4 separate regions of the Homo sapiens genome follow, and regions 1, 2 and 4 are each linked to region 3. A link is a contact called in ENCODE Hi-C or POLR2A ChIA-PET data. All regions are on one chromosome and are shown on one strand. Each heading gives the region's core, a stretch centred on a gene start or an enhancer-like site at or near the end of the contact. The rest is flanking DNA. Distances are from core to core; before and after follow the strand shown. Region 1 holds the start of DHX40 (DEAH-box helicase 40). Region 2 holds the start of CLTC (clathrin heavy chain). Region 3 holds the start of RAD51C (RAD51 paralog C). Region 4 has its middle 62 kb from the start of MIR4729.

Region 1 (2,700 bases), core at 105-2,604, 870 kb after region 3:
GGTATGAGTTCACTTTATTTTTTGAGGTGGAATCTCGCTCTGTTGCCCAGGCTGGAGTGCAGTGGCATGATCTTGGCTCACTGCAACCCCTGCCTCCTAGGTTCAAGCGATTCTCCTGCCTCAGCCTCCCGAGTAGCTGGGATTATAGGCGCGTGCTACCACACCCGGCTAATTTTTTTTATTTTTTTATTTTTAATAGAGACGGGGTTTCACCATATTGGCCAGGCCGGTCTCGAACTCCTGATCTCAAGTGATTCATCTGTCCTGGCCCCCCAAGGTGCTGGCATTACAGGCATGAGCCACCATGCATGGCCATGACTTCACTTCAAATGAGCACAGAAAAATCTGGGGGCCCAACAACCTTATGGTACATCTTTTGAAGCCTGGTCAGACAAGAGGGTCTTTAGGTGATGGTGAAGTGACAGTTTTGAGTTGTCTTCTTTGGTAGTAAGTGTTGGCTAATTCTAACAGCAGGAACAATTGAGGAGTCCAACAAACAATCTTGTTCACATTGCAATGATTTTGTTACAGTTGACACTAATTTAAAAATTGGCAGGCTCTAGACCAGAAAGACCTGCCCCCAAAGTACCTTTTCTGAAAAAGTTGCCCTGCCTCAGATGCTGTGTATCTGTTGAACTTTTCAGCTACTGTGGTTTCCAAGGAATGCACCTCTATCAAAAATGAGCTTAATTCCTAAGGAAGTCAATTATTATTCCTCCATTCCAGCAAAGTCAACAAATATTGACAGCCCACCTTGAATCACTGTGCTGGGCCCTGGATGTAGCAGTGTTTTAATATTTCGACTCTTGTGGGGGGGGGCTTTACAATCTAGCTGGGCAGAAGAGGAAACATGCAAATAAATTAAAATGCAGGGTCCTATGAGGGAAATGAACAGCCTTGGTGACCTAAGTTTTGATAATAACATAACTAAAAGTTCGGCTCCACAACTCAGTAGCTGTGTGCCTTGGACAGGTCATATCAGATTAGGAAAGGTGAGAATGAGTTGAGGAACGCAGCACTCTGGGATCATGGTTCCAGCTCCGGGCAGAGGGTTACATCGTGTCAAGTGTGTGAAGGCAGAATAGCCTGCAGAGACCACTGTGGCGTTGAAAAGAGGTGTCGTCGCGACCTTCGGCGCCGGAGAGGCGAAACAAGAGGGGGTCTTCGGGCCCTCAGGTATGGCTCAGCCGCCCAAGGCGAAGCGCACGTGGCAGTTGGCGGGAAATCCCTGGGGGGTGGAGCCTCGGCTCGAGGTCCGGCCGCCCCGTACCACGTCATCGAGCAGCTCCCCCTCCCCTTGCTACAAGTCGCACGCGCGGAAGTAAACACCTCTACGTCATCAGGGCGCGTCCTCGTCTTTCCCCTCCCATCTCCTCAGATCGGTGGACGTGCTCGCCTCCACTCGGGGCCAGGTCTATGTCCCGGTTTCCCGCAGTCGCGGGCAGGGCGCCAAGGCGGCAGGAGGAGGGTGAGCGGTCAAGAGACCTCCAGGAAGAGCGGCTCTCGGCTGTTTGCATCGCCGATAGAGGTGCGGTCCGCGGGACGGTACGGAAGCCAGCGGGAGTTACGGCGTGGGGGTTTTGGTGGGGGGATGAAAGTACGCCTTTGGCAGGCTGAGAAGAGTAGTGAGGAAGCCGTGGCGTTCTCCTGGCTTTCCAAGCCCGAGGCGAACTTTGCGTCCAATGAGCACTTTGCCTTAGAGGGGGGCGGTCCCAGATTCAAGTTAGGCGAAAACCTTACTGGGGGGCGAAAAAGTGAACCCCAACGCCCGAAATGCATTCTGTTCTTAAACAGGCTCATAGACCCTTTGTTCTCTACCCATTCATCCCCCCCACCCTTCGTCGGGCCGCCAGCCTGCCTTTGGGTACAGTATGAAGGGAGCCAGTTTCCAGGAGCCAGTTTCCATGGTTACCCACCACTTGGCCTTCTGGGATATCAGTCGCTCTGAACAGGGACCTAACTTGAACCATGAATCAGAAGCAAACACAGGTGGCTTCTAATCCAGCTGAGAATTTTCTGCTGTGTTCCAGTTTTTGGTCTATTGTTAAATAAAATTGAGTTTTGTGCTTCTGTGTAAGTATGCATGTGTATACGTTGCCTTGAGCTATACTTGCTTTGAAAAGTACTTTGAGTTATGCGTGAACAAATGCTCAAGTTGCTGGATTTCACCAAAAAGTTGTTCTGGGCTCATTAACCCTCACTTACAAATTGCGCTCATTAACGCTCACTTACATGAGCGATTTAACTGAGAAGTCATGGATGATCCCGTCCAGCCCTAAAATTCTATTGCCTTTCTGGTTTTAGTCATGAGAAATTGAGTCAGAGATATCTTTACAAGTCTTTTAATTGACTTGTTTTTCTGTTATTACAGAAGAGAAAGGATGCACGTCCCAGGAGGGAGGAACTACTCCAACTTTTCCTATTCAGAAACAAAGAAAAAAGATTATTCAAGCTGTGAGGGACAATTCATTCCTTATTGTTACTGGAAATACAGGAAGTGGTAAAACAACTCAACTCCCAAAATATCTATATGAAGCAGGTGATTTTTTTCTGTTGTAATAATTGGAAATATTTTAAAAATATCCTCTTTTTAAAGGCCAGTAGGACTTCTGTACTCCATGATTGCCCAGTATTTGCTTTATAGTCCCGCTTCTCTTGGCACACCCCCTTCCCCTATGTCTCCTTTGCTTCTTTATGGTC
Region 2 (2,700 bases), core at 191-2,690, 930 kb after region 3:
CTAAAAATAATTATTGTGGACTTGAGCTTTTCTCTTTCGGCGGGGCGGGGGGTGGGGGGGGAGAATCACCTCTCTTACAAAGATAAAAGGCACAGAACTAACGTCTTTCATCCTTTATTGTATTGGTGCGATTATGAAATATTATTATGGCTTATACTTTAGCAAGAAAGTACCAGAAAGGTTATTATTAATCGACAATGAATGCCGTTGATACCTTCATGCTCTTTGAAGACAGGATGCTCCGGCTTTGAAGCGCTACATTTCTACATTGCTAACCTACAGGAACCTATGTTGAGGTGGTCCCACCGAAATACACGGCTAATAGTTCATCTCTTTCCTCCAGGAACCTTCAGGTTTTTTTTTGTTTGTTTTTTTTTTGAGACGGAGTCTCGCTCTGTCGCCCAGGTTGGAGTGCAGTGGCGCGATGGAACCTTCGGGTTTTACTAAGCATCCTTACCCTAATTATCTAAATCTTTGAGACGTAAATTATTTGATGTGGCTAAAAATCCTCCTGCTAGAATTTAGGTCCAATCCTTTAATGTTCGGATACTCAAATTCTTTAACGAAACTGATCACTGAGCTAGGCCGACACAAGTCCGCCAAAATGTCCGCAGAAACGTTAAGAAAAGCTGTCATAAGGCCAGCTTGAAAGACATCATAAAAGGCCTTCGCTGTCCTTTGAGTTAATTATCTAACACCCGAAGAGAGTGCCAGTTCTAGTTAGAATCCGCGCGTCAGGTTCTCCAACAGTCAGAAGGGCTTGTGTGAGGGCAGGGAAGATTTTAAACCCCGTTTCAGGCCCCCTCCCTAGGCTGTAGGAAACCACCCACTCTGAAGCCCGGCGGGGGAGGAGTGCTGCAGCCAGCTGCCGAGGGAGCGCTCTGCGGCGAGGCCGTTTCCCTGAGTCACGGAGAGGGCGGGAGGCTGCGCCCGTCTGCCCCCGCCACGTCCTCCTGTGAGGGGCTCAGTCGAAACAGGCAGCGGTCGCAGGGAAACGAAGCGGCACCCGTCATGCCTCAAGGTGGCCCAAAAGCCTCTTCACTCCCAGGAGACGCCGCATTTCCTTAAAACGAGCTCTCCATTTCTGGCAGCAATCAGCCGACCCTTCCCCATCAGTATCACGTGCACCTGGAAGTACGTGGGTGGGACCTAAAGCGCCCACGGAAGTGACGTCGGTCGCCCCGAGTCGCATGATGTGGCAAAATGAAAAAAAAAAAGTGGGGGGAGAAAGAGAAGACTGGCGAAAGTGATGAGTCTAAAAAAGTAGTCCCTCCGGTTCCTCTGTTTCCCCCCATGTGGCGTCAGGAAGCGAGGCACCGGGCGCACTGCGCCCCGAATTCCTGCGCCCGCCGCGCGCGGCGCTCCGTGGAGGGGTACATAAGGCGGAGGGGGTGAGGCGACTGGGCGGAGTTCTGTCGCCGGGATCCTTCCGCTGGGCTCAGCCGTTTCCGGAGTCTGCGCTGCGCCCGGTTCCGCCATTGCGGCTCTCCTGGCCCCTGGAGCCTCCGCCCCCGACCCGAGCTCTTTCGTCTGCCTGCCAGTTTCCTGCGTCCCCGGAGAGGATCCTGCTGAGCCCAGCCTCCCCCCTCCCCTTCTCCTCCTCTCCCTTGGAGAGCCCGGGCAGCCACTGCCCCGCAGCCCCAGTGACAGGAGGAGACCATAACCCCCGACAGCGCCATGGCCCAGATTCTGCCAATTCGTTTTCAGGAGCATCTCCAGGTGCGGCCGGGCCCGGGCTGGTGAGGGCTGTGGAGAAGGTGGTAGGAAGGATGGAAGACGCTGGAGTCTGGGCCCGAGCAGTATCGGAGCTGGAGGGGCGGGGGGGTTGTCGGTGATTGGGGTAGGTGGAGGAGGGGGCACTATCTTGGAAAGCTTAAAATATTAAATGATGTGGGGCTTGGATGGAAAGGACAGGAGTTGGGGTGCAAAGAGCTGCAAGGACCAGGCCTGGATCCAAAGGCCTCTCGATCTTGCTTCCTGGATGGCCAGAACTGCGCGTACAAACTCTCTCCCCATTTTATTCATTTCATTCATTTGGGTAGGGGAGTGGGAGGGGGATTCTCCCTTGTTTCTACCAGAGCAAGGATTCTTATCCCCTGGGCCAGTGCGGGGCTGTCACCTTCCATTGCTCTCCTCTTTCCCTCATCGTGTCTGCACCCAGGAGTTGTGGGGCGGGTGGGTTGGGGAGGAGCAACCTTTTTTTTCCCTCCCTCTGCGGCTCTCAACTGAGAAAGGCACCTTCTCCGGTGGTGGGGGTTGGGGGTGGTGGTGAGGCGGTGGCTTTTCTCTTGCCTTCCCTGAGGCAGTAGGGACAGAAGGTCACTGAAAGAACGGAACGAGGGTAGAATGGGAGAACGCATTTCTTAGAGCTATGTCAATCTCAGAGTGTGTGCGGTCAAACTCCCTAAGGAAACTCGCCTCCCCTTCCCCCTTTTTTTATTTCTCTGGGGATGTTGTGGCTCTTAACCCCTCTTTGGTTCTGGAAGGTAGGAAAGAGTGATACAGAGGTTATCTTTTAGTCTTCTCGAGTAGTAGCAGGTAGTTTTGAATATCTTCTTCAGGATCGCATGGAATTGAACAGAGCCCTGGGGACAGCACAGCTGCTCTGAGACCTGCAGGGCTATTTGGTCTGTGACTGGCTTCCCTTTAGTAAGTTCTAGAGTTCTTCCCCATGGTTCCTTATCCTGGAGGCAACATATT
Region 3 (2,700 bases), core at 169-2,668:
TTAAACTATATGCTGAGCTTCCATGTCCTTATCTTCCTTTTGGCATGGCTATGGCCATTTGAAATGTGTGGGATTTGCTAAAGTGCTCAACATACGTTGTTTCCTTTTTTAGATCTAAGTATGTAGAGGGCTCTGATTTGCAATATTTAGAAAGTTCTTCTAAGCTGGGAAGAAAAGTCAAGACTAAGAATCATTGCCAACAGGGCCGGGCGCGGTGGCTCACGCCTGTACTCCCAGCATTTTGGGAGGCCGAGGCAGGCGGATCACGAGGTCAGGAGTTCGAGACCAGCCTGGCCAATATGGTGAAACCCCTTCTCTAATAATAATACAAAAATTAGCCGGGCATGGTGGCGTGCGCCTGTAATCCCAGGTACTCAAGAGGCTGAGGCAGGAGACTCACTTGAACCCGGGAGGCGAAGGTTGCAGTGAGCCGACATCGTGCCACTGCACTCCATCATGGGCAACACAGTGAGACTCTGTCTCAAAAAAAAAAAAAAAAAAATCGCCAATAGGTAGGGAATAAGTTACCCCCTGCTAAATAAGTTACACTCACCTAGGCAAGGAAGGAACTCATAAACCACCTTCTAAACTGCTTGCCTTCCTCCCCGAAGTTCTGTAATTTAGAGGCGGTCACTACCACTGCTTGAACACCCCTTCCCAAGTCTGTACCACAAAAGGAGCTCTTGTGTAGCCCAGCCCCTCCTTCTCAGGACCCCAGGAGCCCAGACACACTAATGGGGACATTAGTTGCTTACTTTTCCAGCTACTGCTTAAGCTAGGCAGGCCATGAAGAAATAACGGTCTCAGTAACCTCCATGCTCGGGATACGACTCCCGGGAAGACGTGGGTGGGTGCGGGGAATGCGGACTGATCCCTCCCAGCGGCCGTTGGGGGCTGGCCCACAATCCCTCGCGAGGGCGGGAAAAGCAATGTGGTCGTTGCGGGGGGGGGGGGTCAGAAAAGGGGGACGGTCAGCGGGAAGAGCCAAGAGACTGCAACTCTACAAAGAGCACGCAGATTAATTCTAATGATTGTTCCCTGAGCTTTTCACACCAAAATAATGGTAACTGGCTAGTGTGTGCCCGTTACGCTCACTACTCCCACTCGAGATCATTCCTATTAATGACTCTGAGGCTTCACCTAACAGGCCACGGTGGAGGCAAGGAAATGTGGCGTGGAGAACCCACTGGGCCTGGCTCTCCGTCCTATGGTCTCCGTCCATCGTTTTACAGTCAGGGTGTACATTTGATGAGGAATCTCTAAATGGGATTTTGGGGAATCAAAACGGAATGGTGCATAAGTGTGAAAATTTACAAGACTGCGCAAAGCTGCAAGGCCCGGAGCCCCGTGCGGCCAGGCCGCAGAGCCGGCCCCTTCCGCTTTACGTCTGACGTCACGCCGCACGCCCCAGCGAGGGCGTGCGGAGTTTGGCTGCTCCGGGGTTAGCAGGTGAGCCTGCGATGCGCGGGAAGACGTTCCGCTTTGAAATGCAGCGGGATTTGGTGAGTTTCCCGCTGTCTCCAGCGGTGCGGGTGAAGCTGGTGTCTGCGGGGTTCCAGACTGCTGAGGAACTCCTAGAGGTGAAACCCTCCGAGCTTAGCAAAGGTAACGACTCCTGATGGCAAGCTGAGGCACACCGGCCGCCGTCAGCGCCGCCTCAGTCTTCGTTCTCTCGCCTCGGCCTTCAGCCCAGTCTCCGTTAGATTCTGCTTCCTCCCACGTCCATGTTTACAGCGTGAAAGAGCTCCTCGACTCCACTTACAAGTTGTCTGAATGGTTAGGAGAACTGTGGTCGTGAAAACATTTACTAATTGCTTTTCCTCTGGCAATGCCTGCTGAATGCTTTGAGGATTGTCTCATTTAACCCTCAACCCGCTTACGTAGATTATTATATTCAGTATATGGATGAGAGAACTGATATCTTGGGGAGCTTAGGTAACTTTTCATGCTAACTGGGTTAGGAAATACTGGAGTCAGAATTGGTTGTCTAATTTTTGCTGTTCCAAGATCCAAGGGGTAAGGGTTAAATTTCAGAAATGCAGGATTTTGTGTAGGACTAGAGACACTAAGAATGAGAAAGAGAGTAGAATCCCCGGAATCTTGAGGAAGCATAGAAAGAATATTCTCTTACGTAATTAACTGAAACACCCAAAACCTCATATTCCAGAGCATTGCAGATGGGAACCACTGCATCCTGAGACATACAAATATGAGGCTGGCGGTGGTCACTTGTTGTGCACATCTCTCTATGACATGTCTGGACCTGTGCTATTCACTGAAGAAGATGGAACAGAATTTTAAGTTACTGCCCTTACTGATGGAAAATACAGAGGTTTCAATTCGCCTCTAAAGAATAAGTCTCGTGGACCCAGCCTTAACTGTTTAAGTCATACCGCGCGCAGACTGTGTCCCCCAAGATTTGATGGGCTCTTTTTTCTTCAACAAGTTGGCTTTTCAAAGAAGAAATGTGAGACCCTGAATAATAATGATCACTAACAACTATTGACTACTTTAGATGGTCTTGATATTCTACCAAGCTTTTTACATGTATCGTCTCATTCCCATTTTATAGACGAAAAAAATCTGAGCAAAAAAGAAAAAGTGAAGTAACTTGCCCAAAGTCATGCAGTAAGTGGTGCCAGGATTTACAAACCCAGGCAATCTAATTCCAGCATTCAGGCTCTTGATAGGATTTTCATT
Region 4 (2,700 bases), core at 67-2,566, 740 kb after region 3:
GCTGAGGCGGGTGGATCACGAGGTCAGGAGATCGAGACCATCCTGGCTAACATGGAGAAACCCCGTCTCTACTAAAAATACAAAAAATTAGCTGGGCGTGGTGGTGGGCGCCTGTAGTCCCAGCTGCTCGGGAGGCTGAGGCAGGAGAATGGCATGAACCCGGGAGGCGGATGTTGCAGTGAGCTGAGATCGTGCCACTGCACTCCAGCCTGGGCAACAGAGCAAGACTCCGTATCAAAAAAAAAAAAAAAAAGATTAGAGCAAAACTTTATCTTGGCAGCAAGAACAGAGGGGATCTCTGCTGAGTTCAGGGCATCCTGTTTCTCACCGGGCTCAGTCACATTAAACAGCCAATACCAGTTTTAGGAAAATCCATGTTGAATTTTAAATGTATTTTGGCTCATTTGGGGGGTTATGATTGTCCAATTCAGCTGGTAGTTTGTGTATCAAACTTCAAATCGACAAACGATGTTTATTCAAGGAAGTTTCTTGAAGCCTAGATGGTACATGTTTACCTTAAAAAGCAAAACCAAAAAATTCCAAAAAACAGAAACAGGAAAAAGTGCCCTGGTGAGTAAAACCAAAAGCATGTGGCAGACAGACACAATGCAGGCCTGAGTATTTTGAACAATGCTCATGGCCCCAGCCTTGACACTGGGGAAACTGGGAATGTGGTCGCAGACTTCCTATGTCAAGTGTTTCCCTGGATTTCCTGGAATCCAACTTGAAGTGCCATTTCCCCTGGTGCCACCAAGGAGTTAAGCTTTGGTTCTGTTCTCCCAGTGACTAAGAATGCTCTGTGTGGCTCTGAGATCATCCAGAAAGAAACTGACAGTCGGCGTGGGAAGAGTGTGAGCTTTCAGTGCTCTTGAAATGCCTTTGATGGGCATGGTGAGAGAGCAAAAGGCTTATTGCCACCTAGTGCCCCTGATTGTGTAATTTCGTCGTGAATTCTTGTTTCTTCTTTTGAATTTTGCATAATTTTAAATGAAGATCTCTAACTCCTTGGGGAGCTTGATATTGTGATGTGTGAGTTATTCTATGGAGCTATTCTATGTGAGCTATTCTATATTTTAGACAGCAAACGTATCCCACCACTTGGAAATATCACCCATTTTGATTGAAAACAAAGTAGAATCAATGACCTGACCAAATCACACGTGTGTGTGTGAGGGAGACTGGGTCTTTCCACTCCTGATGTTTTCTTTCTTCTGAAAGGAGTCCAAACACTCCTTGCTTCTCTCCACCCGCCCCCTCTTCCCTGAGAAGGAGGAGTGGTTTAATATGACTGGTGAGTTTGGAAGGAGGAACTGTGCCTTATATCATCCTCTCTTTTCTTCTTGGGAGCAAGCTTCGCTCCCGTGGGGTGGGAAGAGTAGGCCCATTCCAGCTCAGCTGCCTGTCATCGAGCCGCCAAGTCTGCCTAACTCTGAAGTTGAGTATCGGGAAGCTCGATTGTCTGATGATATAAGCCACGTTCTCTAATATCAGCTTTATCAGTAGAAAAGGTTATTTTTGGTCCTCATCTAGCTTGCTGCTATCTTCTGATTCAATTCAAAATTCACAGAGAAGGGAGCAGACTGCTATTTTGGGGCCTCCTCAAAGACCCCAACATATTTACTGGAAGATTTCCTGTGATTAGAAAAATCCCAGTGTTGGGGTAAGGTCCAACTTATAGATCCACATCATCACTTTCTTATATAACACCAGATTCCTTAGCTGTCAGCTGAGTAAAAGAGAGTTTATGGGTGTTCCTTGCAGCTAAAATGCATCCATTCAAAAGTTATTTATTGAATCCTTACCACGTGCCAGGGGACACATAAGTGATCAAGAGAAACAGTCTTGGGCCGGGCGCAATGGCTCACGCCTGTAATCCCAGCATGTTGGGAGGCCAAGTTGGTTGGTCATTTGAGGTCAGGAGTTTGAGACCAGCCTAGCCAACATGGTGAAACCCCATCTCTACCAAAAATACAAAAAATTAGCCAGGCATGGTGGCAGACACCTGTGGTCCCAGCTACTTGGGAGGCCGAGGCACAAGAATCACTTGAACCCAGGAGGCGGAGGTTGCAGTAAGCCAAGATCACACCACTGCACTCCAGCCTGGGTGACGGTAGTGAAACTCTGTTTCAAAACAAAAAAAAAAGAAAGAAAAAAAAGAGAGAGACACAGTCCCTGCTGTCACACAGTTTATAATTTAACTAGGGTGTATCAATTTAAAAGTTTAATGTTTCAAGTGAAAGAAAACAATCTCAAATAGGCTTGAGTAATACAGGAATTTATTGTCTCACTGGAGATCCAGGCACAATTTGATCCAAGATTCAAACAGCATGGATCCATTTCTTGGCTCTGCTTCCTTTGAGTTGGATTCATTCTTTAGCCACCACATGTTGGAACCCCTCTCTCCTGGCAGCTTCAAGTTTTCCACGACGGCTGCAGCAGATCTAAGACATACCATTTACCAGGCTGACAAGAGTCCAAGTTCCAGCAATCCCTGGAGGTCCATCCTGAGAAGGCCATCTCAGGTTATAGACCAGCATAAATCGGGAGCTCACAGGACAGAAGACACTGATTGGCTCACGCCCAGTGGGGCCCACCCCCTGATATGGGAAAGTTGGGCCCTTTCCACTTCCAGAAATTTGGGCACCTATTTGGAAGGGAGAAAGGGCCACAACTAATAACTGTTTATGATAGAAGGAAAAA

The links. Hi-C counts contacts between places; a loop is a spot of excess contacts on that map. ChIA-PET counts read pairs that join two places held with the same protein, here RNA polymerase II (POLR2A). Pooled maps may share reads with other maps.
Region 1: a loop to region 3 is called in a pooled map, with 34 times the contacts of the local background. The contact joins the promoter of DHX40 here to the promoter of RAD51C in region 3. A Hi-C loop is called at or near these places in 7 of 50 pooled maps. POLR2A ChIA-PET finds 5 or more read pairs at or near these places in 2 of 52 experiments (CD8-positive, alpha-beta T cell and H1).
Region 2: a loop to region 3 is called in a pooled map, with 8 times the contacts of the local background. The contact joins the promoter of CLTC here to the promoter of RAD51C in region 3. A Hi-C loop is called at or near these places in 6 of 50 pooled maps. POLR2A ChIA-PET finds 5 or more read pairs at or near these places in 2 of 52 experiments (CD8-positive, alpha-beta T cell and GM12878).
Region 4: a loop to region 3 is called in a pooled map, with 6 times the contacts of the local background. The contact joins the enhancer-like site here to the promoter of RAD51C in region 3. A Hi-C loop is called at or near these places in 2 of 50 pooled maps. POLR2A ChIA-PET finds 5 or more read pairs at or near these places in 2 of 52 experiments (GM12878 and IMR-90).

The regions. Positions count from the first base shown.
Region 1 is chr17:59,564,256-59,566,955 of GRCh38, forward strand. It overlaps DHX40 (DEAH-box helicase 40), which reads left to right and starts at 1,355. Exons shown (of 18, transcript NM_024612.5): 1 at 1,355-1,528; 2 at 2,372-2,539. The coding sequence starts at 1,417. RefSeq lists enhancers at 1,036-1,578, 1,194-1,453 and a silencer at 1,864-1,993.
Region 2 is chr17:59,618,455-59,621,154 of GRCh38, forward strand. CLTC (clathrin heavy chain) reads left to right here and starts at 1,441. Exons shown (of 32, transcript NM_004859.4): 1 at 1,441-1,719. The coding sequence starts at 1,678. RefSeq lists enhancers at 1-687, 525-574, 585-704, 1,155-1,504, 1,234-1,528.
Region 3 is chr17:58,691,184-58,693,883 of GRCh38, forward strand. It overlaps RAD51C (RAD51 paralog C), which reads left to right and starts at 1,419. Exons shown (of 9, transcript NM_058216.3): 1 at 1,419-1,605. The coding sequence starts at 1,461. It overlaps TEX14 (testis expressed 14, intercellular bridge forming factor), which reads right to left and starts at 862. Exons shown (of 32, transcript NM_031272.5): 1 at 756-862. IGBP1C (IGBP1 family member C) reads right to left here and starts at 862. Exons shown (of 2, transcript NM_001395966.1): 1 at 756-862. RefSeq lists enhancers at 1,177-1,276, 1,607-1,776.
Region 4 is chr17:59,426,882-59,429,581 of GRCh38, forward strand. No RefSeq gene overlaps it. Among named protein-coding and RNA genes, the nearest start is that of MIR4729, 62 kb to the left of the region's middle. RefSeq lists a silencer at 833-962. Within about 2 kb of position 1,317, at least 16 of the 41 ENCODE cell types and tissues checked have a DNase peak (open chromatin) inside an H3K27ac peak, as active enhancers do.